2 separate regions of the Homo sapiens genome follow, and region 2 is linked to region 1. A link is a loop called in an ENCODE intact Hi-C map of the cell type or tissue named here. Cell type or tissue: A673. All regions are shown on one strand. Links, peaks and the distances in the headings refer to the core of each region. The heading gives the core; the rest is flanking DNA.

Region 1 (12,239 bases), core at 1,520-9,519:
GTAGTCCAAAGAATATTCAAAGGTTTGGGGGACTCTCCTACGGCTGCTTCTGGCTTGCTCTGTACCCCCAGTGGTAGGTTTTCCTTGGCATGATGCTCTATGAATCCAAAGTTCTCCTTTTAGAAGTACATCTAAATGTGAGTATCCCAATCATGCCTCAGGTGGTTTTGGTTTTTTAAAAAATCACCCAAGGTCTCTTGATTTCTAGTATTAAGCCATAAAATGGGAGAGTTCTAGTCTTGTTTTGCAGGACAACATCTTCAAAGAGACTCTGGGGGCCTGTGGCACATCTGAGCCAGAACCAAACACCCGACGTCATTGTTACAGATACAAAAGTAAATAAATGAAAAGAAGCTCCAGGTATTGGTGATTTTTATATCTCGTGCTGTCAATCTGTTTGTGTCAGTTATTATTTTTTCAAGTACACAAAACTGATAAATATGAGACCATTTGGGGGAGGTTACACAAAAATAAGTATGCCTGTTGGCCACAATATGTTATTAAATAGTATTGTGGTCCTCAGCATTTCTCAAACTATTGATGATGCTTCCTACATTACAGCGTATGTTTTCACAACTCTTTTGAAATTATAGACTTTGGCTCTGAGGTATCTAATCCAACAGTCTCTTTTCACAGATAGAAAGATAGAGACTTTGAGAGGTGCAATATGTTGGCCCACAGCCAAGTGGTATACATACCTAGTACTAGCAGAGCCTGCAATAGGGTCCCTGGCAACAGGCTTCTAGGTCTATCCTCAAAATGTGCTGCTGCCATTCTCTCTACTGTCCACCTTGACTATTGTTATTGGAAAAAGGAGTTTGAGAAATAGTTGTCTAAAAGAGCAATTTGTGTGCACACATGGGTGTGTATTAGCATTTCAAATAACAATGTATCAATAGATATCCAAGGGATAAATACATTTCCTCTTCCACTTGCTTACTACATTGTTGTGTATTGAAAATTTAGTATTTGAATAACCAAAAAAATTATCTTTCCATTTGCTATTCTGTCCTGACAATATTATGATGAGCTGTATTTTATGTAAACCACTAAAGAGGACTTATTTTAATTAGTCATTCAGGTTTTATATCATTTCTGGCCAATTTTACACAGTTTTAGTTATTTAAAATGTAGCTATATGAGATTCAACATTTACCAGCATTTCATATTTGGAAACTATTTAAGAAATGAAGTGGCCAGGCGCAGTGGCTCACGCCTGTAATCCCAGCACTTTGGGAGGCCAAGGCGGGTGGATCACAAGGTCAGGAGATAGAGACCATACTGACTAACACGGTGAAACATGAAAACCTTGTGTTATAATCAAACGGATGGACTATGAGGGGGTAAGCTGTTAAACAATAGAGTAATAGAAAGGGGGAACAAAGGCAGAAATGAGCCTCTGAGCAGTAGTGAGCTGAGGGGCCCAGAGTTGATCTGTTTCCCTTTATTAATACTTTCACCGTGTTAATACTTTTCCAGAAACCTTGCCTCCACCATGGCCCTAAGTCCTAACAGATAGCTTAATTTTCTTAGAGGAATTCAAATAACAATAATAAATAATGTCACATAGACTTCTAATGTTTTAATAAAAACCTTCAGCAACGCCCACATTTTTACGTGACAATTTTTTAAAGGGCTATGAGGGAGCCAACTATGTCAGCAAACAGACATGCTCTGAAGACAGGGTGGTCCATGGCATTCAAAGTGTATTCATTTCTACCGATGGTGCTTTTCTTGCATAGGTTCTGACTTGTGTAGATTTGGACTTCAAGCTAAAATAAAAAGAGAGGAATATGTGTATACATGAGAATGTGTGTGTAACGTGTCGATGGTATAAATAGTCTCTTCCTCTCTCTCTGAATTGCATGCACTTAAGCCCCTAAGAAAAGATCTCTTACCTCTTATCTAAGTAAAGCAGAATTTTGAGCTTTGAAGCTAAATGATACAATGAGATCAGTGTAAATACTCTTTAACACAACAATATTTGAGTAGCTTTGAAACAGTCGTCCTCATTTCGTTACATACAGAACGTTCGTGCTTCCTCCCTCTCAGGCAAGAAGCGGAGTCCGTCGTCAGCAGTTAGCAGAGTCCAGTGCGAGTGCACGTTTCTTAACCGGATAACTTAGTTGCCCCTGCCCCCCGTCGCTGCGCCCGAATTCGCCTCCAGTAGAAGACGTTCAGCGGGCGACTTGGCCCGGCGCCTGGGATCGGTGGCTATGCGTTCCCCAACTAGCACCCTCGCTGTCCTTGTGCAGTGGAACGTCCCCAGGTCTGAGAATGCACCTCCCGCCGTGTCCACCCCGGCCGCGTCTCTCCTGAAGGCAGATCTTGGAGGTGCAGCCAGGACTCCTAGAGGAGCCTCCTCCAGTCACCATCGCGGGTGGGGCGAGCCGGGTCTCCTGCTGGGCTTCCCAGCCGCTTCGCTCCGGACCTGCCTGGAGCCTACAAAAAACAAGGGCTCGTCCTTGCACTCTCGCCCCCCATGGATCACCCCTAGAAGGTGCTTTCCCCAACCCTCCTGGTGCCAAGGAGAGCAAACCTCCCCGGGGATTTGCCCAAAGTGGTGGGAGGAGGGTTAATATTTGCTTTGTTATTCGGATAAGGGGAGGCAAGTATGCCTTGGGTGTGTGTGTGTGTGTTTGAGAGAGAGAGAAAGAGAGAGAGAGAGAGAGAGAGGTGTTTTTGCAGCGGGAAACAAGCAGGAAGAGGCACAGAGGCCGGCGCCCCTGCTCCCCTCGGGGCCTCTGAGAGCGGCACACACCGTAATTCCCTTCCCAGAGCCTACAGATTCCCACAAACAATGACATCACTCCGCCGCCGCTGGCCTGATTACAGCTGGGGGGATTTTCCTGGGCGCGCGGCGGGCCAGGCTGAGATGGGGGAGCTCTCCGGTGCTGAAAGGGGCGGGGGCGCGGGCTCGCTGCGCTGCGCTGCGCTGCGCTGCGCCCCCAGAAGGCGGAGGCGGCCGGGCCGGGCCGGGCCGGGGGTGGGCGGGGGCGGGCCCGGGGCGGCCCAGGGCGGGGCCCGCCGCTTCCCCCGCCCTCATTGGCCGCTGGCGGACTCACGTCACCCGAGCTGGTGCTCTCCCCCAGCCCCTAGGGAATTGGAGCTGAGGAGGAGCTGAAAATGCAGATTTAGCATCAAGCACAGACCTACACTCGCTCTTTCTCTCCGGTACACACAGCTCCCCACATTCGCACCCCTGCCCGCGCGCCGGGCCGCCTGACTGCACGGCTTCCCCTCCAGCCAGATGCTGGAGAACACACACTGATTCGCTGCTTTCCAAGACCCTGTTCAGTCTCTTTCTCTATACAAAGATTTTTTTAAAAACTATATATAAGAATTCTTTATTTGCACCCTCCCTCCGAGTCCCCTGCTCCGCCAGCCTGCGCGCCTCCTAGCACCACTTTTCACTCCCAAAGAAGGATGAAGGGTGGTTGTGTCTCCCAGTGGAAGGCGGCCGCCGGGTTCCTCTTCTGTGTCATGGTTTTTGCATCTGCTGAGCGACCGGTCTTCACGAATCATTTTCTTGTGGAGTTGCATAAAGGGGGAGAGGACAAAGCTCGCCAAGTTGCAGCAGAACACGGCTTTGGAGTCCGAAAGGTAAGCTCTCCCATGCATTTCGCATGTTGTTTCAAAACGGGGGGACGGGGGGGCAGCCCTGCGCAATCTCATTGCAGATTTGCAAGTTTTCTCTCTTTCTCATGCGATGCAGATATTCTGCCATGGGCTCTTTAACACGATATTGCCTCCGGTGATCTTTCACCGGTTATGTAATTAAAATGTCCTTCATCTGTACTAGTAAGGTCATCAAAATAATTTACTGCTCTTTGACTTGATGGCGAAAATAGGATAACACCTTTCACAGGATGCCATGCTCCGGGGATGCTGTCCGAGGTACCAAGTTCTCGAGGCTGCCTGGGGATGGAGGGATGAAGCCCTGAACAGCTAAGCCTGGCGTTGGCTACTTGGCCAGGGAAGTCTCCCCCACCCCCATCCCCCGGAGAAAGAATAGTTTCCTACAGACGAGGCTGGACGTTTGGACACTGCAATTCACCTCGGTGTTTCTCCCACCCCGCGCCGGGAGGACTTCCCTCCCAGGGACTTCGGTCCCTGCTCCTCTCCGGGAACAACGGCTTCCTGACTCTAGATTTGGAAAGAAACTGGTCTCTAAAATCGGGGCGGAACTTCTGCGCCCTCACCCCCGCCCACGACCGCCCACCCCTGGAGCGCACTTCTGGTTGGCTCCCTAGTTCTCAACTCCCGGCTACAGGAGCTGGAGAGGTGGATTTTGAGGGGGATTCCCTACGGAGAAGTCGAGGTGTCCTCTCCTGATGCGTGGGCGGCCAGCCTGGCTTTCCCACTAGAGCGTGGGGATCCCCATTCCAAGAAGTTGCCAGAGTTCGACAGTTTGAGCAGATAGGTGAGCCTCCCAGCTTTGGACACCTTGGATCTCCTTTGGAGACTCCAGGGTACTCATCCTGGGAGGACAGAGAGAAGGGCGCTGGGTGGGGGCTGTGGCTGACCTGCGTGTCTCTCCTGCAAAAGATGTATCAGGGTTCTCCAGTGTCCTTAGGGGACCTGGCGCAGGCTGGGGTGGAGTGTGGGTGCAGAGAGAAGGTGGGGCGAGGGGAACCCAAAGGACAGAGATGTGGCTACCAGAGGGCTGGGTGGAGGTCCCTGAGATTTTAGGCTCCATCTCGCTCCTGATCCCAGGAAGAGAGAGGAGTGAGATGAGCGGTGGGTGCTTTTGGTTATTGGTTTTGCCTTGAAGGGCCGCGCAGACCGAAGCTCTTATTAGTCTCTTCTGTCCTGACTTCCCAAGCCTCCCGCCTCTCTCCCAGCCACCGCCAGGGCTCCTCCAGGTGTGGGGGCCTCTCCCTCCTCCTAAGGGCGTAGGCAGTACCGGAATTTCGACCCCAGAAGGGTCTGGCGACGAGTTTGACAGAGGTCTGGGAAGAGGCTCTGGGTCCGCCGGTGGCGCGCGGGCGGGTCTTGCGGAAAGGAACTTGTTGCTCTGGAAAGCGTGGGTGGAGCAGGGGAAAGAAGGCGCCGGCGGAGGGAGCACCCCGCTGTGGTTTTGGCCCGTGGCCTGCCGGCTGTTTTGAGAGACACCAACACAATAAAGAAGCCGACCTTCCTTCTTCACTCCCCCCCACCCCAAACTTGGCAAGACCCAGGACCCAAACGCCATTATAAAATATAATAGTGATTATTATTAGTTATACGGAAGCTTACGTGCTGGAGTCCTTACATAGATTTTTACTTAATCTTCTCAACATCTCTGAGGAGGCTACTATCATTATTGAGCCTATGGCCCCGTTGAGGAAATTGGTTCAGAAAAGGGTGCGAGATAAAAACAGGCAAGGGCTTCAATCCAGATCTTTCAGAAGTGAACCCATGCTCTTTACTCCTTAGTACCCACCCAAGCAAGCTAGGTGCTTTCAGGGGATGTGGGGCATTGAGATAAGTTGAAAAGGGATTTTAATTCTTGAGTGTGATCTTGCTGCAGAAACCTGTGGCTCCCTCCCCCTCCCCCACACCTTTTCATGGGTGCGGGGGAGTGGGAGGGAGCCATAGGTTTCTGAAAACCATTGTTCTCAGTGGTTTTCTCTTCTCTTTGCTGCCCCCTTTGAAAATGTGCCCTTAGGATCAGAGATCAGATAACTAGGCCTCTTTGTCCTTCATTCTTTCTTGGAGAGGAGCACACTGATTTTGCATCACAACCTGAAACCTGCAGTTCCCATCTGAGAGACCTCTCTCCTTACTTCTCCATAACCTCTCAGGTAGTACCCCACAACCAAATCCAGTGATTTTTTTTCCCCTTTTACACGTTTAAGTAACAGGGACTGCCTGGTGCAACATCTGCCTAGAATAAACCTCCTTTTGGATCCATGTCTTGTCCATTCTTCAAGACCTAAATTCAAACCTTTCCTGATGCTACAGACCACAGTGAGCTTTCCCTCCTCCAAATTTTTATGCGACTGATAGGCAAACACTGCACTACATAAGCTAATAAATGCCATCACTTTTCCTCATTATTTCAGGTATATAAGTAAATATGGGTTCAGTTGTTGTATTTCTACTTAAAAGGTAAATATTCAGGGATGATACCTCCTATATTTCTCATTTCCTCCCTGTAACCAGCACATTACTGTTTTGCCAGCCTTGAAGGAAACTTCCTTGTCTGTATTTATTATCCCAGGTTTCCCAGACACCGTCCTATCTTGCTTTCATCATACTGTTTTGTACTTTTGCCAACATTTGTTATTGTGCATCTTAGAGGCCCTTATGTCCTTCTCCTTCCTTGCTCTGATGCTTAGCATGCTTCCCAACTCCCTACTGCTCCCTGCTCCGAGGCTCAGTGTCAGACACAAAAGATTCTCAGTGGTTATTTATTCATCCATATGAAAGGTCAGCAATGGAGGCTAGAAGAACATGCTTTCTTATTAAATTATCTCATTCTAAGCTCACAAATCTATGAGAGAAATTACTGGCATCAGCTGTAATTCTCAGATGAAAACCTTAAGGCCTTGAGAAGTTAAGTATCTGCTTATATCTGAGAAGTAAAAGAACTCAGACTTAAAACCAAATTTGCTTAACTGAAAAATAATTGCTTTTCTACATCATGCTGCCTCCAGGAAGCCTTCCCTGACTGCCAAGAACTCTTCCCTTGAGACACAATTTTAGAGCTCTGCTATTTTCCCTTTTCTTTTTACTTTTATTATATTTATCATTTATTTTCTATTAACACATGAACATGTCATTAGCTAATGGGTACGTGTATTTATGTCTTCAGGTAGACTATAAATCTTCCAAGAGGAGAAATGACATACTATATCTTTATATAGTCTCCATATCTAGCATGGTGGCCTGTATATGAATATTTAATTGTTTGTCAATTATTTGATTGATTCTTATAAGACCATGAACAAACATTTGTTTTCTCTCTAAAATGAAATAAAAGCACCTATAACTTTACCTCTGAAAAGGTTATGGAGATTAAAGCTTTCTATTTTATCATGACCTGGCCCTGGCCCAAAGACCTATGTCTATCAGAAAAGATACTTAAGTCTAGGAGAGTGAATGAGTTTACAGTAATGACAAAAGCATTATTCCAAAGAGTGCCTTAAAATTCTCAAAATGCTACTAATTTTAATTGATTTGAAACAGAAAACAAAAATTATTTATTGAAGCAACCTGTTGAAGATTAACCAAAAATCAAGTGAGAGTTAGGGTTTAAAAAGAACCTGATATTATCCTAGGGGTTTCATTGTATTATGGTGTGTTTTATGTTTTATCCACAGAGGACAGATGCTGAAATGATTACACAAGTAAAATCATGTGACCATTTTTATAATGTGTGAGAATTTTTTAATTTTGAAAACAACCTAATAATCATTATGCTGCCAGGTAGTAAAAAATTAATAAATTTCTGGTCGCTTCACTTTTATTAAAGTATAATTTAGGAAAGAACACAGCTTAGGGAATTTTCACAAACTGAGCACACATGTGTAACCAGCACCCAAATCAAGAAATAAAATATTACCAGTATCCCTAAGTCCTTTTCTCACTCACTTGCTTTGTTTTCAGGTTTTAGCTATTATAAATATAGCTTTTGTGGATATTAAAGTCTACGTATTTTGGCAAACACATATATGGCCTTCTACAGGGAATCCTAGAAATGGAATTGTTGAGTAAAAGGATATGCATGCATACAGCTTTATAAGACCATCAGTTTTCTATTGCTGTGTATCACTAAAAAACTTAGTGGCCTAAAACCACACAAGTTTGTTATTTCACAGTTTTCATGGGTAAGGAGTCTGGCACATTTTAGTTGGGTCCTCTGCTCGAGTCTTCACAGGCTGAAATCAAGGTATAGGCTGCTGGGTCCCATCTAGAGGCATGACCAAGAAACAACCCTCTTCTGAGCATTTTCACGGCTTTAAAGGAATTGAGTTTCTTGTGGTTTTAGACCTGAAGTCTTTATTTTCTTGCTGGCTGCTGGGCCAGGACCACTCTCATCCCCTGGAGACCTCTCCATAGCCCTCTCACACCTCACCCTTCAAATATCTGCCTTCAGGAAGAGCCCACTCTCCTTGCAAGGTTAACCTGATTCGTTCAAGCCCACCAGGATTGTTTTCCTTTTGGTTCTTCTGATGAACTCAGAGTCAACTGATTTAGGACTTTAATAACATTTGATAAATCTCTTCACCTTTGCGTAATCTAATCACAGAAGTGAAATCTATCATCTTCACAGTCCCACCTAGGCTGTCCACACTCAAAAGGAAGATGATTACATAGGGCATGTACATCAGGGAGCAGAAATCTTGGGGGCCATCTCAGAATTCTGCCGGCTACAGACAAACAGCCACATGGCTTTCCTAAGTAGTTATACCAATTTACATTCCCTTCAGCAGTATGTGAGAGTTCCAGCTGCTCCACATTCTCACCAACACTAGATATTTTACATCTGTTTTCTTTTAGCCATTCTGGTGGTATGTAGTAGTGTCTCATCGTGACTTTAATTTGAATTTCCCTGATTATCAACTGAAGTTAAACACCTCTTCATATGCTTATTGATGATTTGGATATCCTCTTTTAAACACATTTGTTTCAGATGCTTTGTCCTGAAAAGTTTTTCTTTTGGGTTGTCCATCTTCACTTTTTATTTGTAGGATTTCTTTACCTATGATGGATAGAAATTTTTGGTCAGATATATGTATTTTGAATATTTGATACCACCCATTTAATGATATCGTAATGTCACAACAATGTTCAATCCAGATTATATGCTTTTACTTCTACTTTGTCAGGCAGCCAATTGTAAGTCAAAGGAAGAATTATCTTGCAGTATTTCCACATCCCCTATCCCAAAGTTCTTTAGATCAAAATTGACAATATTTGGAGGAAAAAAATAAAAACAGCATATAGATTTGATCATAAGCATTCCCTGAAAGATTTCAATCTAAGAAGACTTTAAGGGACAGTTCTTCTGGAACTAAAAGATTTTCCACAGTAGCTAAGGGAAAATAGCAACCTGTAACCTTGCTTCCCTAGACATGGCTGCCATTCATGTTGTGCCTTAGATCGAATCCAAGCTAATCCCTCAAGACCTGTCTGGTTGACCTAGACCACAGTGTTCTCTATCCATTTGGTGCTTTGATGATGTATAATCGATTCCTTTCCCTGATACCAGTCATAGCCATCAGAACGCTCACTGTCCCCAATACACCTCTTGTGGCTGAAGAAAATGAGGAACAATAATGTTGAAAGGTAAAGATGACAGGATTTGGAATCAGATAGCACTGGAAACTTGGCTAGGTTACTAAATCTCTCAGAGGCTCATTGTCTTCTGAAAATGGTTAATAAAATATGGTGGCTGTGAAAAATAAATAATGTAGTTAGTGCATGTAAAGTTCTGGGCACAGCACTGAGTGCATAGGATAAAATAGCTATTACTGCAGTAGTAACAATAAGCTGGTTGTGCACTAGTGACACTCTTTTCCTCAAAAAAGTAGCTGTGGGTTATACTTGTGAGGGAGTGACAACTGATTGAGTAAGGAATAGGAACCCAGCCCAGCAGCAATCCACCCATGGGCTAGTCATGACCCATGAGATGACCTGGCCCAAATTCAGTAAATTTAATTCATTATAGACCATGGTAATTATCTCAGCCAATTATACTGGATTCCTCAGGAAATCTGACTGGCTAGTTGCTCTAGAGAGGAGAATGCAGTACAGTTACCATGAGAAAGCCCATTCAGGCCATGGGAAACTCAGACATTTTATCTAAGTTTCTAATAGCTTTCCAACCCCAGTTTCCAGCAAAAGACGCCTGTAACAGGCTGAAGAGCTAAGCACCAGATTCATTGCTCCTTCTTCATGGGCTGCAGCAAGACCACATTTCCCAGCCTGCCTTGTAAATAAGCGTGATCATGTGACAATTCTAGCCTGTGTAATGCAAGCAGAAGTCATGTGTACTTCTTCCATGCCTGATGCATAAGAATTCTCTATCGATTGTTTCTCTGTGTTCTGCTCTCCTCTGGGGCTTGATGTAATTGAGAACAGTACATTTTGACACCAAATGCCAAAGCAGCATCACAAGATGAAAGGAGCCCAGGTCCCTGGTCCGTGAATTAGAAGACCTTATATGAGTGAGAAATAAACTGCTATTACATTAAGACACTGAGATTTGGGAGTACTGCCCAAACTAATATGCTGTCAGTAAATATCCCTTTGCTTAAGTTGCTAGAGTGAATCTCTAAACCTCGAAGGCAAACCGAGCCAGATCACAACAAAAATTGTTCCAAAGTTCTGTGAGAGCACACATATTTTCACAATATACTACCAAACAACTTTTCAAATATTTGTGATTTGTCTTCTCCAGCAACAAATAGAACCCATTCTACACACTGTTCTTCCTGCTGGCAACCAACGTGCCCTACTCATAATAGGTGTTTAATATGTGCTCCTTGACTATGACTACAGTTGGACCACAAGGTGGTGATTTGTCCATAATCTCAGGTTGAAGGTGCTGGAAAAACTATTTTTTAAGAAACTGTTCCTGTAGAATCCATTTCTCTATAGGCAGCCATTCAGCTAGGAAATAGAATTAAGTGACAACCAGCAAGTGGGCAACTGGCATGCTTCTTTGTTTCTCTAAAATTCCCCAACTTCGATATTATCAGTAGTAGAACAGATGAGCTCTTTGAACAAAGAAAGTAAAGTCTGCAGTTACAACCTGATCAAAATCCAAAAGAAGGGAAAGAGGGGAAATACACCTTTTTTTCTCAATTGAATGAATATCTAGAAATCAATTTCTATTTCAGAAGGTCTTATTAGCTATAGATCATAACGTCATAGCACATCAGATAGTGATGCTATAGTTAGGTTCACAATAATTATATATTCCACTCAAACTAACTGCTCAAAGAGGTCTGGCTTTAAGAATAAAACATGAAATCTGAAGTTCAATTTTTCATTGAGTTCAGATCCAACGTTTCAAAAAGAAACTCTGTGCTGAATTTGTGAATTATTATTTGAGATACAAATAATCACGGGACAGCTCAAAAACTGACATTTCTATTTGACTTTCCTTATTAAGGTGTATTTATTTAGCTAAAGTCCACAAGTGATTAAGAAGTCAAGAAATTACATCTGAGTCAACACTTCAGTCTGAAATGTATAGTTGTGTATTAATGGATGGTTTATATGCGAGACACATATGAAAATAATTTAACTGCCTTGACAATTTTTTGTCACTGAAGCTAATTTGACCACAACTTTTTGGAAATTGTTGTGATGTGCTGAGATTGTCGATAAAAATAATTGAATAAAACAAGTTCTTACATTGAAAGTAGAACAATGACACACTCTTAATTTCCTGACATAAAGTAGACTTCAGACTGTTACAGCGTATTGGCAGTTTCTCCATTAGAAAATTGACAAGAATGGGGAGAAAACTGTAGGATCCTGGGGTTGCTCTTTGTTTACAACTTTAAATTTGACATTAACTTCCATAAATATCCAATTGTTCTCCTAGTTTTTCCTAAATAGATTCATTTCATGCTCATTTTGTATCAAAGGCAAAAGAGTCCAAAGAAAAGTGAACAATATACAGAATCACTATTGGAAGCATCAAGAACATAAAGATAATAACTTAGGTTTAAAACATTTGCAAAGTGTTGTAAGTCATTAGAGAAAAAAGTTTTGACCTGGAATATTTGGGTTTCACTCTTCTAAAGTTTTAAGTAGAGGGCAAAGAGATGGTCAGCCTTGCTTTCTGTGTAAACACAGTGTCTGGCAAAACTAAGTCTACAGGAAATATTTGTTGAATGAATTACTTGATTGATGTTGGTATTAGATGTAGTAGACAATTGAATATCTTTCCTCTTAAGATTTAAACAATGACACACACAAACAAAAAAGTGAATCCTTCCATTTGTGAGATGGTAAACATCTCAATGTCAAGACAGTATTTTTACACATTGCAATATTCATGAATACCGTGAGTGGACATAATCAAATTAAATCACGAGATAAGTTAGGAACCCTGATAATATGAAAAATGTAATAACTTTGATATTTTTGTCAGAATCACTCATCATTATTTTAAAAAATACCAAGTAATAAAAAAATACAAGAAGGTCTTTTTTAATTATCTCAAATCTCATTATTCAGAAATAACCATTACCAGCTTTAGATAAACTCTATTGCAGATACTTCTGTATGAATAT
Region 2 (12,239 bases), core at 2,288-10,287, 55 kb before region 1:
ATGATAAGCATCTTTTCATATTTATTTACCATCTGTGTATCTTCTTTAGTGAGGTGTCTGTTCAGATCTTCTGCCCTTTTTTAACGGGGTTGTTTTCAAAACTCTTCAAGAGTTCCTCATATATTTGGAAATAGTCCTTTATCAAATACATCCTTTGCAAATAAGAAGTGTGGCAACATAGTAAGGGCAGAACTGCAAAATAGAAGAAAACCTGAGTCTGTAATGATCATGAGATGTCTTAACGGGCTCAGTATCTTAACTCTGCATATCTTTTATGTGATAGAGAAAAATGTCTGTCTGCTTTTTTGCATTTTTTTTTGAAAGAAAAAGAAAGTTGAAAGAAAAAAAGAGGAAGGAAGGAAGGAAGGAAGGAAGGAAGGAAGGAAGGAAGGAAAAAGCAGCATGGTGCTATTAATTTCCTTCCAGGCTGGGAATCTTCCTCCCCTCACCCAGCATCCAGGACATAAGAAGTAATCAATGCACATATGTTGATTGTGTCCCAAGAAGAAAACGTATTATAACCCTGTGTTCTTTGTTATAACGCCACAGTGATTATGTGAGAAAATAATTTTGAGCACAACTTTTAGTCTCAATACCTTCTCTTCTACTCTTTGTTCCCGTGGTGCTTTTTGTTTTGTTTTAGAGTTGTCACATTTTATCTTGGCAACAGTGTGGTTCACATCCACTGTTCATGCTTTATCCCCTTCCTCTGGGGCAAAGCCTCTCCTCTCTGGGTCACATTTCAAGGAGGAGCTGCCATCACAGAACCCTGACCTTTTGGCTATAGCTAAGTGAACTGGAGTCCTTCCCTGGGATTTTTCAGAATCTTACCCCAAAGCCTATTACAAGCCTCCATTCTCTCTCTCATGTGCTGTTGAATAGCCTCCAATTAGATGCCTTGTTTCCTTCCCCCTCCTGACCTCCCACAGACTAGTCTCAGTCAGTTTCTCCAAAACTCTATTCAGATCGTGTCAATTATCTTCTCGATTCTCTCTTTTGACTTACCATCTCACTCTGGATGAAATGCAGGACTTTCATCATTTCCCACGAGCTCCCTCACTTCATTTCCAGCCACTCTCCTCTTGCTGCCATGATGTTCCCTGTACATGCTGGGCACACTCCGACCTTGGGGCCTTGGCATTTCCTCCACCTAGAACCTTCTTCCCACCACCCTTCTTCCCAGCTTACATCAGTGGCTTACCCCTCACATAAGTTTCAGCTTGAATGGCACCTTAATAGAGAGGCCTTCTCTAAACTTCTAACACAAAATAATCCCCTGCCGGCACTCTCTAGGCACATAGCCTGCTTTTTTTATTCTTAGCACTTAACACTACCTGATGTTCAGGCATCTTCTTTATTTGTTATCTGTCTCCTCCCATGAAATTTTAGCCTTTACGAGAGAAGAGACTGTTTTTGTTCACTGCTATTTCTCCAGCATTGAAGATAGTGTAGGTCCTCAACAACAAACATGTTGAATGGCTGTCTTACTAACCCATTCCCTTGTTGAATACTTCTACGCTAATGTTTTCAACCAAGTCCGAAGAACTTCTGAACGGACACATTTATAAATGTCTTAGGTAATAAAGGAACACGAAGAAGCTCAAAAATAATCTTATAAAAGCCCTTCTTTTTAAAGATGAGAATCTGAAACCCAGGGTGGGCTGAGTGAAGTCCCTAAGAACACACAGCTATTCATTGCACAGTTGCTTTGGCAAAAAAATAAAAACCCCGGCTGAAGCTGTTTACCAGCCTCACAAAGGAAGGCACCCATGCTGCATGTGAGCCTCTCCTGATTTCAATTGCATCTGGAAAGCTCTGAGCAGGAAGCAGGTGCAGCCAGCTGGCTTTGTTGTCTCACAGGCCAAAGCAATATATGGCCTTGACCTAAGCATGCTTTCAAAGAAGGGACTGTGGAAGCCGTAGAACAGAAGGTCTCCCTTCCCCTCCTCCTGTCTCTCATTATCTTTGACTACACAAATGGATTCAATAAATATCTGTCAAGTAAACAACTCCCAAGTCCCCGGAGCCAGAAGTGGGACAGCATGAGGGAACATGCCCGAGGGGCACAGATCCTCATGCCTGGTTTCTTTCTCCCAGTTTCTGTTCCTTCCCCACCTTCTTACTGCATATCCACACTCTCAAGAGGACAGTACGTTACAATGATAAATGATTCCCAACTTGTTTGATAGCAGAGCTCTGTTCTCAAGGAATCCCAATTAGAATCTCATGGATTTTTTCCAACACACTTTGAGAAATGCTGGCATAACATAGAATCGTAAAGTGTGAGGCAGTACTGGTTGGTCTTTTGTAGGATTCCCTCCATTTACAAGTGAGGGAACTGAGGTCTAGAGAGGTTTAGTGAAAAGCCAGAATCACCCATCCAGTTACCACAGAGCACACTCCATGTGTTGGCCTTTCTACTAACCCAGGCCACCTAGTTAATTATGCCAATGTTGATATCTGGTGAAGAATGAAATTCAATTGCATCATTCCCATACAATGCAATTCTTAAGTAAGGTACTTGTGTAGATAATTAAACCCTGCAAAGAGTTTATACGAATTTATTTAATAAAACACAACTTGTATAGTATACTTACATATATACACAATGCATGTTTATATATGTATATATGTATTATATATACATATATGTACATATATAATATATATACATACATACATGAAGATATCTCTGTGAAGCTTCAGATATATAAGGCATACAGAATAATATAAGAAACACTGTGCACAGACCATCCAGTTTAAGATGTAAAACATTCAAAATACTGGTGAATCCTTCTATTTAACCCACCTTAGAGCATTATGACTTTAATATGAATTTCCTAATTACCCTTAAGGTTGAATGCATTTTTGTATGTTCATTGACTATTCATGTTTCCTCTTCTAAAAATTCATAATGTAACTAGCCAATTTTTCTATTGGAGTGTTCATCTTTGTTAGAGTTCTTTATATTTTCTGGAAATGAATCCTGATCATATACACTGATTATATATATATTTATGTGTGTGTGTATATATATATACATATATATATATGATTTTTTTCCAGACTGTGGCTTGTCTTTTTAATTTCTCATTTTGGCCTACAAGAAACATAGGGTTCTAGTAAATTTAAATTTATTACTTTAAGTTTTGTGATTTTTAACTGTGAGAAATTCTTCCCTACTCAAAGTTCATAAAGATATTCTTCTATAGTTTCTTCAAAAAAACTTAATGATTTGCTGTTTATGTTCAGGTCTTTAATCCAACCTGGAATTTATATTTACAACACAGATTGTGAAGGAGGGATCCAAATTTATTTTTTTCATATAGTTAAGTAATGATCTCATCACTATTGAATATTTCATCCTTCCTCCATAGATTTGCAATGCCAGGTCTGCCATTTGTTGTTCCCATGTCTGCATGGACCTGTTTCTGAGTCCTCTCTTCTGTCCCATCATGTGGTCTCCTGAAGCCATAAAGCTGACAGCAGATCTGAGTTTTCTTTTTCCTAATACAAAATCACAAAAGCTGGGTTATGGGCCTGCAAGACCTTCTTTTACTATCCCCCTTTACTTGAGTGTACATTCATTAATTTCTACAATAAAGAGTTAAGCAAACAGGTAACTACATTAGTAAATTATCAAATGCATTGCTGTGTTGCAGTTGCTTATAGGTTATAGTGCTTGGGGCCTCCAAATCTCTGTTTTTTGGTTCTTCTCTTTGAAAGAAGGGTGTCTTCTTCTCATCCACCACCCATTGTCCTGGCTAACGACATTCAGCCCTAATGACTGACCCATTGGGAGCATTTGCTGACTGCCCTCAGGCTGTGCTGGCTGGTTGGCCTTTATCCATGTCTCCCTCCAACAAGGCTCTTATCCCAGTGTATCTTGGGCCTGGATTTTCCTGTCCATTTTTGCCTTTACACTGAGCTCCCTGAGAGTAGGAATGTTGTCATGTATATTTGTTTATCCATAATCTAGCAAATTATAGACAGTGGCGCCTTATGACTATTGGACAAAAGACAAACTGGATAAGTAAATAAATATGAGTAAATGCTTAAATATTCTGTTAGGACTCACGATAAGTCAATAGAAAAAAAATGAAGAAACAAGCAGGTTGCTGACTCATAAATTTGGCCCTTAAAGTCTAATCAGTGCTGGGATGATTCCAAATGCTAAGACCCAGATTCCATCAGCAGAAGGACTGGAAAAAGCCCATCCTAAAAAGTAGTGTGTCTGGGAATATCAGCCAAATATGTTAACTAATGCATGTGAAAGCATTTTGCAAACATAAAAGCCCTACACTCCTATACAAAGTAACGTAGCAAAACTATTATTAATGGCAACTTCTGGTAACTCTTACAATATTCCTCATTGCCTTTTGCATTTCGAAAACAGTAGCTTTTTAGAAATCCAAGCTGCATGGGAGAAATAATCAAGATCATTTCCTAAAAACATGAAGAAAAACAGAGTATGGATCTATCAACAAAGCAGACAGCGCAATTCAGCAAAGAGCTCAAAGATAATATGACCTGCATGCCCCACCTTGATGACAGTTTGAAATGCACTTAGGAAAAATGAAAACCTTTTAACAGCAGTACTGATTATTAGTGAAAGCATATAGATAGTGTCTGTTTTGAGTGGTGCAACATTTTCTTTTTGTTTTCTGGATCAAGCACAAGTAGTTTCATGTTACTGCTACAAGTTGTTTTCAGCAAGAGAGGAAAAAGCTTCCATGGAATAGGAGTCAGCAAGACGATTCTCTTCCCCATTCTACCACTTACTATTACATAATATCTCCTCTACTTTTCTTTTTTTTTTTTCCTTTTATTGCTCTGAAGAAGTAGCAAGATGCTAATTCCAACAGCACAAGGAAAACGACCTATAATCTTAAAAATTAAATACCAGGAAGTAATGACTAACGATTATCTTTACAGAGAAGAATCTGGAGCCCAGAAAGGTGAAGCGATTAGACACAAGATCACATGGCCAGTGAGCTGCAAGCTTTCCTGACCTTAAATCAAGTGATCTATCCCCTCCTCTGTGGATTTTTTAATTAATCTGCATTACAACCCAAGTAGAATGAGTCAAGCGGATAATATGTAATGCCTTTTTGGACCAGAAAAAAATTGGGGCAATTTGGTAATTGGACCACAGATGGCTTTGGTGATAAATTAGCAAAAGATTCCAGGCATTCTTGCTGCTGGATACCATGCATTAGATGGTGTCACCGCAGAAGCTTAAGACTAAATTTTCTACCCAGAAGATTCTGGGTAGAATTATTTTTCAGATAAAAATGCCTTTATTTACTTAGCACAGTATGAGACTACAGAAGGCAGTGAGGTGTGGCATGTGGTTTTATAAAAATTAATAAAAAGAGTGTCAGAGGAGAAGGAAAAGCAAAAACAGATGTGTAAGCGTGTATAATCAGAAAGGCATTATGTACATAATCCTAGCAGCTTTATTCAATGGTTTATTCCATCTCAGTAATCATGTTGGTAGATGAGCTAATTGCAAATTTGTTAAATATTCATAACCAACGATTTCTGCTAAGTGACAATGAACTGTCACAGTTGAAAGGATTACAGATCCTACTGTGACATGATTTCATAGGCCGCTTCCTGTCATTGCCCCCATATCCTATCGATCCACTTTCTACCTATGACACCGATATTAAAAAGTAGGGCAAAGTTGTCACAAGTGCCCAGGTATGGAGAAGCAGACAGCAAGCAATGGCCTGTCAGTTCGACAGCAAATGAAATACTGAGGCTAATGCCTGCAGGTTTCGAGCTCAAAGCTCTTCTCCAATGCCCAAGATTTTGCAAGTAGGCTTGAGGAATACATTGTTCAGAGATCTATTCCATTCTCAACTCCTTTATGTAAACACTGCCCTACTGAAGTAGAGAAACTAGAATAATGCTTAAAATTATTTTCACCAGTGAATTTCTTCTGACTCATAGAGCCTCGCTACTTAAAGTTGTGGTCTTTGGACCATGGGCATCAGCATCACCTGGAGTCTGTTAGACATGCAACATCGCAGGCCCCACTCCAGATCTGCTGCCTCAGGATCTGCATTGGAACAGGATTGGCATCCCCAGGTGACTATTATGCACTTTGAAGTATAGAGGAAAGCACTTCAACTTTTTCAAGAGAAACAGTATATTTTGTGACTGCAGATCACATGGGCATAGAAGTTTAGATGAAATAATCCAAAGACACGGGATTCTGATTTTTCAGGTGATCTGTTAATCCCTGAAGTGCATCTGGAGGTTAGCCCATCGGTTCTGCAAATCTTCATAATTTCCATAGTTACTGTAGTAACCATGGTTAGTATCTTTCCTTTGTCCAGCAGGTGGGAATTTCGGTCTTTTACTGCTCTCTGTCAGCTGTCATGACATGCCACATGAGTTGAGTTTATTCACAGGTTTTCCATGTGACCCAAAGTACATTTTGTAGGTTAATTTCTTGGAATTCTTACCTTTTGTTGGGCGGTTTCCTCATTCAGTCAGAATCTGCTTACATCTCCACAGACACTTCAATCTTTCTTATATACCTGCTCATTGACAAGCCTACATTTGCCAATATCTGGTTATTCTATTCATAAAACAGGTTTTTCATTTCACTCTTACATTTGCCATGACAGTCATGATTGATCAACTAATTCCTTGCCTGTGTACTCACAGTCATGTGATCAGTCACTCTTTATCAAACATCTAAGTGCCAGGTTCATTGCTCAGTACTGTACATATATTATCTCTAATTTTCTCAGCAAAACAGTATAATAAGTGCTGTTTCCTCCATATACAGATTAAAAAATAGTTTCAGAAAGCTTAAGTTATTTGCCCAAAGCCACACAGCAAATAAATAATGAAGTCTAGATTAAAATACAGGTGAGCCTGAGTCTAAACTGGTTTCGTCACACTCTCCTATTACTATTTGGCAATTTGCATCATTACAATCACAATTTTGCATTTGCACAACAACATTATTGATCCCTCCTAGATGTTATAAGCATTGATTTCAGATTATGTTATGTCCATACTTTTTATTTGAAAAAGAAATGGCAACAAATTAACCCATGTTCCAGTAAGGTCTCTTTAGATTGCAAGAAAGAGAAACTCACTTAAAGTAGCTTAAATAAAAAATAAGTGAAAATGTTCAGGGACAAGAAACCCACCTGGGCCCCATGGGGACCAAGGCAAGGAACATGGAGGATGGGAGCCATGAGCCAGAAACATCTCCCAGGGCCACAGTGTCTGTCTCCAACTTGTTCTCTGGTTGAGCCTTCCTGACTCACAGCTACACAGCACACCAGCCTCCTCTGGTTAGAAGAACACTCCCAACTGCAAGAAACAGCCTTTTTGTGTCCAAGTGGAAAGGGCCCCACTGTGAAAAGCCTCCTTTTCCACAGCCCACCCAAACCTGCTGAAGAGACCACAGTCCCTAATGAGAAGAAGTGAGACACAGAAGTGTTTTAACTTTTAGCAGACTCGATCCTTGCTTCATTAAAATATTATAAAACCCAGCACCAGAGAGCTATGGAGGAATATCTGGTCCTGTGGTCCTTCACCCCTGGGTCTAAATATCTGCATTTGATTCTTGCTGGGGTTCTCCCACAAAACCATGACTTTTCAAGCAGGAGAATTCTGGCCCAAGTTTCAAGATATTGTTGTAAAATTAATGTCTTATTGCCTTCTTTCTCAATAGTTGATGGCCCCCAACTGGTTATCTTGACCTTAGATTTGTATAATGAATCAGAAGTTTGTGAAAGAGAGATGCTTAGGCAGCTGAAATGTTCATGAAACTATACTTGTTATGCTTTCAGATCTACAGGTTCCAAGCATATCCTCCTAAATGTTGTAGCCCTCACAACTGGTCATTCTAGAACACTTCTGCTTAATTGTTTTGAACATAGCCGAGTGTGACCACCTGGCCAACTGTACACAACTCTTCAGGTCTGAAACCTGGCATCAGTCAAATTTCCCTCTGTGTTTTCTAATCCAATTATGGGAAGACCAAGCCTGGTCCTTCCTTGCGTCTGTCTCCATCCCTAGTCAATTACCTGTGTCTATGGGCATGTTTAACAAAATCCCTTAAAACGCTGTTTGTTAGAAGCCATGCAAACTTGAATATTTAATTCAGTCAACAATCATTCATTCATACATAAAATGAGCATTTACTCAAGGTATATTAATCTCAACAAAAAAATTACATAGACCTGGACCCTGCCATGAAATCCTGTGGACTTATGCAAGGCGGGAAGTGACATGGGGTCATGGAACAAACACATGTTTGGTAGTACAAAAAAGTGAACTGGGAGAATTATGTACAATAAGTGCATGTCAGTGTTAACACTGAATCTAGAAGCAGACTTGAAGGGGTCCAATGTAAAAACTCCTTTTTCTTTTTTTTAATTTGTAATATTTATGGAGTAAATGAGAAATTTGGTTACATGTATATAGTGCATAGTGGAAATTTTGTTTTCAAGCATAGTAGTTGGTTCCATTTCTATGTTACGAGACCACCAAGATGCATATTTGAATAGTGTATTGCTGTTCCCAGTATCAATATGTCAAATGCCTAACTGCAGAGATGAGTATCTGGTATCACAGATGAAACAGGCTGCTATAGATAAATGATGTTTATATCAATTTTTCATTAAAAGAAGTCTAAACACATGAGGATAAAGACATCTCAAAAATGTCTCATACACTTCTCTGCCTTCTAAAACATGACACATTAAATATTTGAAAACTGAGAGTCAATGTGCAAAAAATTGTACCTTGCTAAATTAAAATGATGACCTCAAGGGAAATAAAGAATTTGCTCCTTCACTGGGTTTGTTGTTACTATTGTTCTTTTTAAAATGGTTTCTATGCCTTTCCTTTTGTTGGGAGTTGTAACTTTCTTGCTGCTTTCATTGTCTTTATGCAGTTACTAGATTTGCCTCTTTCCACTTACAACTGGCTGCTTCTAATCTGCTAAGGGTGGAAATTAGGTCATAGGGACTGTTACAAACATGAGTAAAGTGAGGGATAAAAGACTCAGAATTAGGAACTCTGTGTTCTCTTGTAAATTAAAGGCAGGAGATTTAGATAATAAACATTCTCATATCTACTGTGGATATTCAAAATGCCTTTTGTATGCTCATTACAAGTTTCCAACTGTGTTCCAGCTAGAAGGTGTGAGGTACGTGATAGCTGTACTACTAAGGATTTGCCATGAAGTACAGTGATCTATAAAAGAATATTCCAGACAAGCAGTTCCTTACATCCACCTCCATGCCTGAAGAAGGGATGTTAGTCCATAGCTCTTAGAGCTGCAGCCTTGTGGAGAGGACAGTGCGGGCAGTGAGGGGGATCCCTTCCCATTGCAAGGGGGCTCTGTTCCTCCTGCCCCAAGGCAAGGCAGCGGTGTGAGCTTCTCTCAAGATTCAGGGAGATGGCATCGCATGCCTGAGTTGCAGTCTGGTCGTGCAGCAGATCTGTCACTTACTTACTAGAGCTGGGAAAGAACAGAATTGGAGAGAGATGAGAGGACAGAAGGGCAGTCTCCCTCCCACTGGTTGCTGTGTCAGCAAGAAGCAGATTTCCTATCAGTCAAGTGGACAGTAAAGAAAGTAACTGGTCTACAAGAAGGCTGCCGCCTGCAGTGTACAGCTACCAGTGGCAAGATCTGAGCAGGTACAGAGAAACTGAGCTGGGCAGGGAGCCCTGTGTGAAGGACAACACAGCAGGGGAGACGTAGACCATGTGGTGGACAACAAGGGCCAGTCAGTACTAGCAGCAGAAGTATTTTTTCTTGAACACGCACTGATTTTTTTATTCAGATCTTCAAACCCTTTGTTTTTAAATAAGAAACAAATCCACATGGTTTTAAATTTAAAAGTTTATAAAGGGAATAGTATGAAAAATAAGCCCTGCCTTCTACCCCATCCCCAACCATCCAGTTCCCCAAGCCCCCTCTCAATAGGCAAATACTGTCACTAACTTCTTGTGCATCTTTTCAGAAATATTCAAAACATCCTCAAGCATATGCATAATATAAGTAAGTATGTGGATATGGGGGAGTCTGTATTTTTTACCAGTGGTAGCATACTTCACACATGTTTAGTACTTTGCATTTTTTCATTTAAAGCAACATCTTGTCAACCTTTATGTATCAGAAATGACATAATATCCCATTTTATGGGTATGCCATAATTTATTTAATCAGCTCTCCATTGATGGGTATTTGGGTCATTTCCAGTCTTGAATTATGACAAACAATGCTGCCATGTATAACCTTGACGTGATAGGCTGAAAAATGATCCCCCAAAGATAATAGTCCCGATCCCTGGATCCTATGAATGTTACTGGATATGACAAAGATTTTGCAGTTGTGATTAAATTAAGGTTCTTGAGGTGAGGCAATTACTCTATATTACCCAGGTTGGCCCTATGCAATCACATGTATCCTTATAAGAGAGAGACAGAGGGGAATACATGGAAGAAGAAGATGTGGGAGCAGAGTGAGAAGAGATTTGAAGATGCTATTGCCTCAAGACCACAGATGCCAGAAACCCCCAGAAGTGGGAAGAGGCAAGGCACAGATTCTCCCCTAGAGTCTCCAGATGACGTGTGGCCATGCTGACACCTTGGTTTTGACCCAGTGATGCTAATTTCAGACTTCCATTTCATTCCATTTCATTCAAATATCCATTTGCATCCATTGCCATTTGTCTGTTGTGGTTTTGATACTTTGTCTAATCAATTTACAGGAATGGTCATGTGTTCAGGTAACTAACTCTTTGCATCTTAGTTGCAATTTGTTTTTTGTTTGTTTGGTGTCTTTTTTTTTTTGAGACGAAGCTTCCCTCTCATTTCCCAAGCTGGAATGCAGTGGCATGATCTCGGCTCACCACAACATCCACCTCCCGGGTTCAAGAGATTCACCTGCCTCAGCCTCTCAAGTATCTGAGATTACAGGTGTCCACGACAACGCCAGCGAACTTTTTGTATTTTTAGTAGAAATGGGGTTTCACCATGTTGGCCAGGCTGGTCTCGAACTCCTGACCACAGGTGATCCACCCACCTCGGCCTCCCAAAGTGCTGGGATTACAGGACAATTTGTTTTTATTTATCATTTGGCTTTTGACTTTGCTTGTCATAATTTTTACCACACAAGATTTTAAAATTTTTATGTAGTTAAATTAATACTTCATAGCTGCTAGCTGTGGGGTCATGATTTGAAAGTCTTCCCTACATCAAGATTTTAAGTATTTTTTCCTAATTATTCATGTTTTCAGTTTTCATATTTAAACCTTTGATGCTTTGAAAATTCATTTTGGTGTAAGATGTAAGAGGTGAATTAAATGTAATTGTTTTTCCACTCATCTATCCTGGTATCCTAATACTATTCAAAATGATTCATCTTTTTAACCTTTTTATGTATGAAATGTGTATATGTATTTGGATCTATTTCTAGACTTTCTCTTTGGCCAAAGGGATCTTTCTGTCTACACGTTTTCAAATAATAAAATAAATCATGCTGTAAAACGTGAATTCTGAGTTCCTGTGTGCTACTCTCACAGAAAGGAAACAAAAGAACTAGTGAACACTGACTCTGCAGCTGATCATCTGAGAAACCATGTCGGGATCCATCAAGGCAGTGGGGGACACAGCAGAGAGGAGCCACGCCGGGCAGCAGCTTGTATGAGCTCAGCACAGAGTGAGGAGAATTTCTCCGAATGAGTGAGTGAGTGAGTGACTGAGTGAGTGAGTGAGTGAATGAGTGCCCCTGGGGGATGCGTGCTCTCCACGGGGACTAGTGCAAGACTGGGAATGGGAGAATCCCCTGGCCCTTCCACAGCCCCCACCACCACACGGCTTCTAGACTGAGGCAGAGAGCCACCTAGACATTGTGCGGGGGTAACTCTCAAGACAAAAAGGGACCTCTACAAGCCTTGGGCCCCACAGCAGACCAGCACCAGCACCAAGCCCCAATAGAGGTCACAGTCATGGTACCCGGGAGCAGTAGGGTTGCTCTACCACCCCTCACTGAACAGGGCTTACTGCCAGGCTTCTGGTCCAGCAATCCTGCTTCTGCCTGAACTCAGCCAGCAGCTGCAGCTTCCTGCTGTCCTGGGAAGTATCCGGATGTCAAAGCAGGTGACTCCACCCACCCCTGTCACTGACAGCCAGACAGGCAATGCCTGCTAGCGTTGCTGGTCCAACCGTCCCACTTCTACCTGAACTCAACT

The links. A loop is a pair of places that touch in the nucleus more often than their neighbours do. Peaks named below come from ENCODE experiments on the same cell type or tissue, not always from the same donor. Only the 100,000 strongest peaks of a DNase experiment are listed, where the experiment ranks them.
Region 2: a loop joins it to region 1, with 4 times the contacts of the local background. A loop is called at or near these places in 4 of 110 quality-filtered maps.

What each region holds. Positions count from the first base shown.
Region 1 is chr20:17,223,880-17,236,118 of GRCh38, forward strand. It overlaps PCSK2 (proprotein convertase subtilisin/kexin type 2), which reads left to right and starts at 3,161. Exons shown (of 12, transcript NM_002594.5): 1 at 3,161-3,603. The coding sequence starts at 3,427. LOC105372546 (a long non-coding RNA gene) reads right to left here. Exons shown (of 5, transcript XR_007067540.1): 5 at 8,598-8,689. In A673, for the core only: CTCF peaks have their summits at 4,986 and 5,188; DNase peaks (open chromatin) are centred at 3,092, 3,932, 4,222, 5,042 and 1 weaker place; H3K4me3 peaks cover 5,386 bases; H3K27ac peaks cover 3,836 bases.
Region 2 is chr20:17,167,921-17,180,159 of GRCh38, forward strand. LOC105372544 (a long non-coding RNA gene) reads left to right here. Exons shown (of 4, transcript XR_937289.1): 3 at 5,959-6,096. Among named protein-coding and RNA genes, the nearest start is that of PCSK2, 53 kb to the right of the region's middle. RefSeq lists an enhancer at 11,582-12,083. In A673, for the core only: no CTCF peak of the experiment used is centred there; DNase peaks (open chromatin) are centred at 5,301 and 5,391; H3K4me3 peaks cover 819 bases; H3K27ac peaks cover 3,932 bases.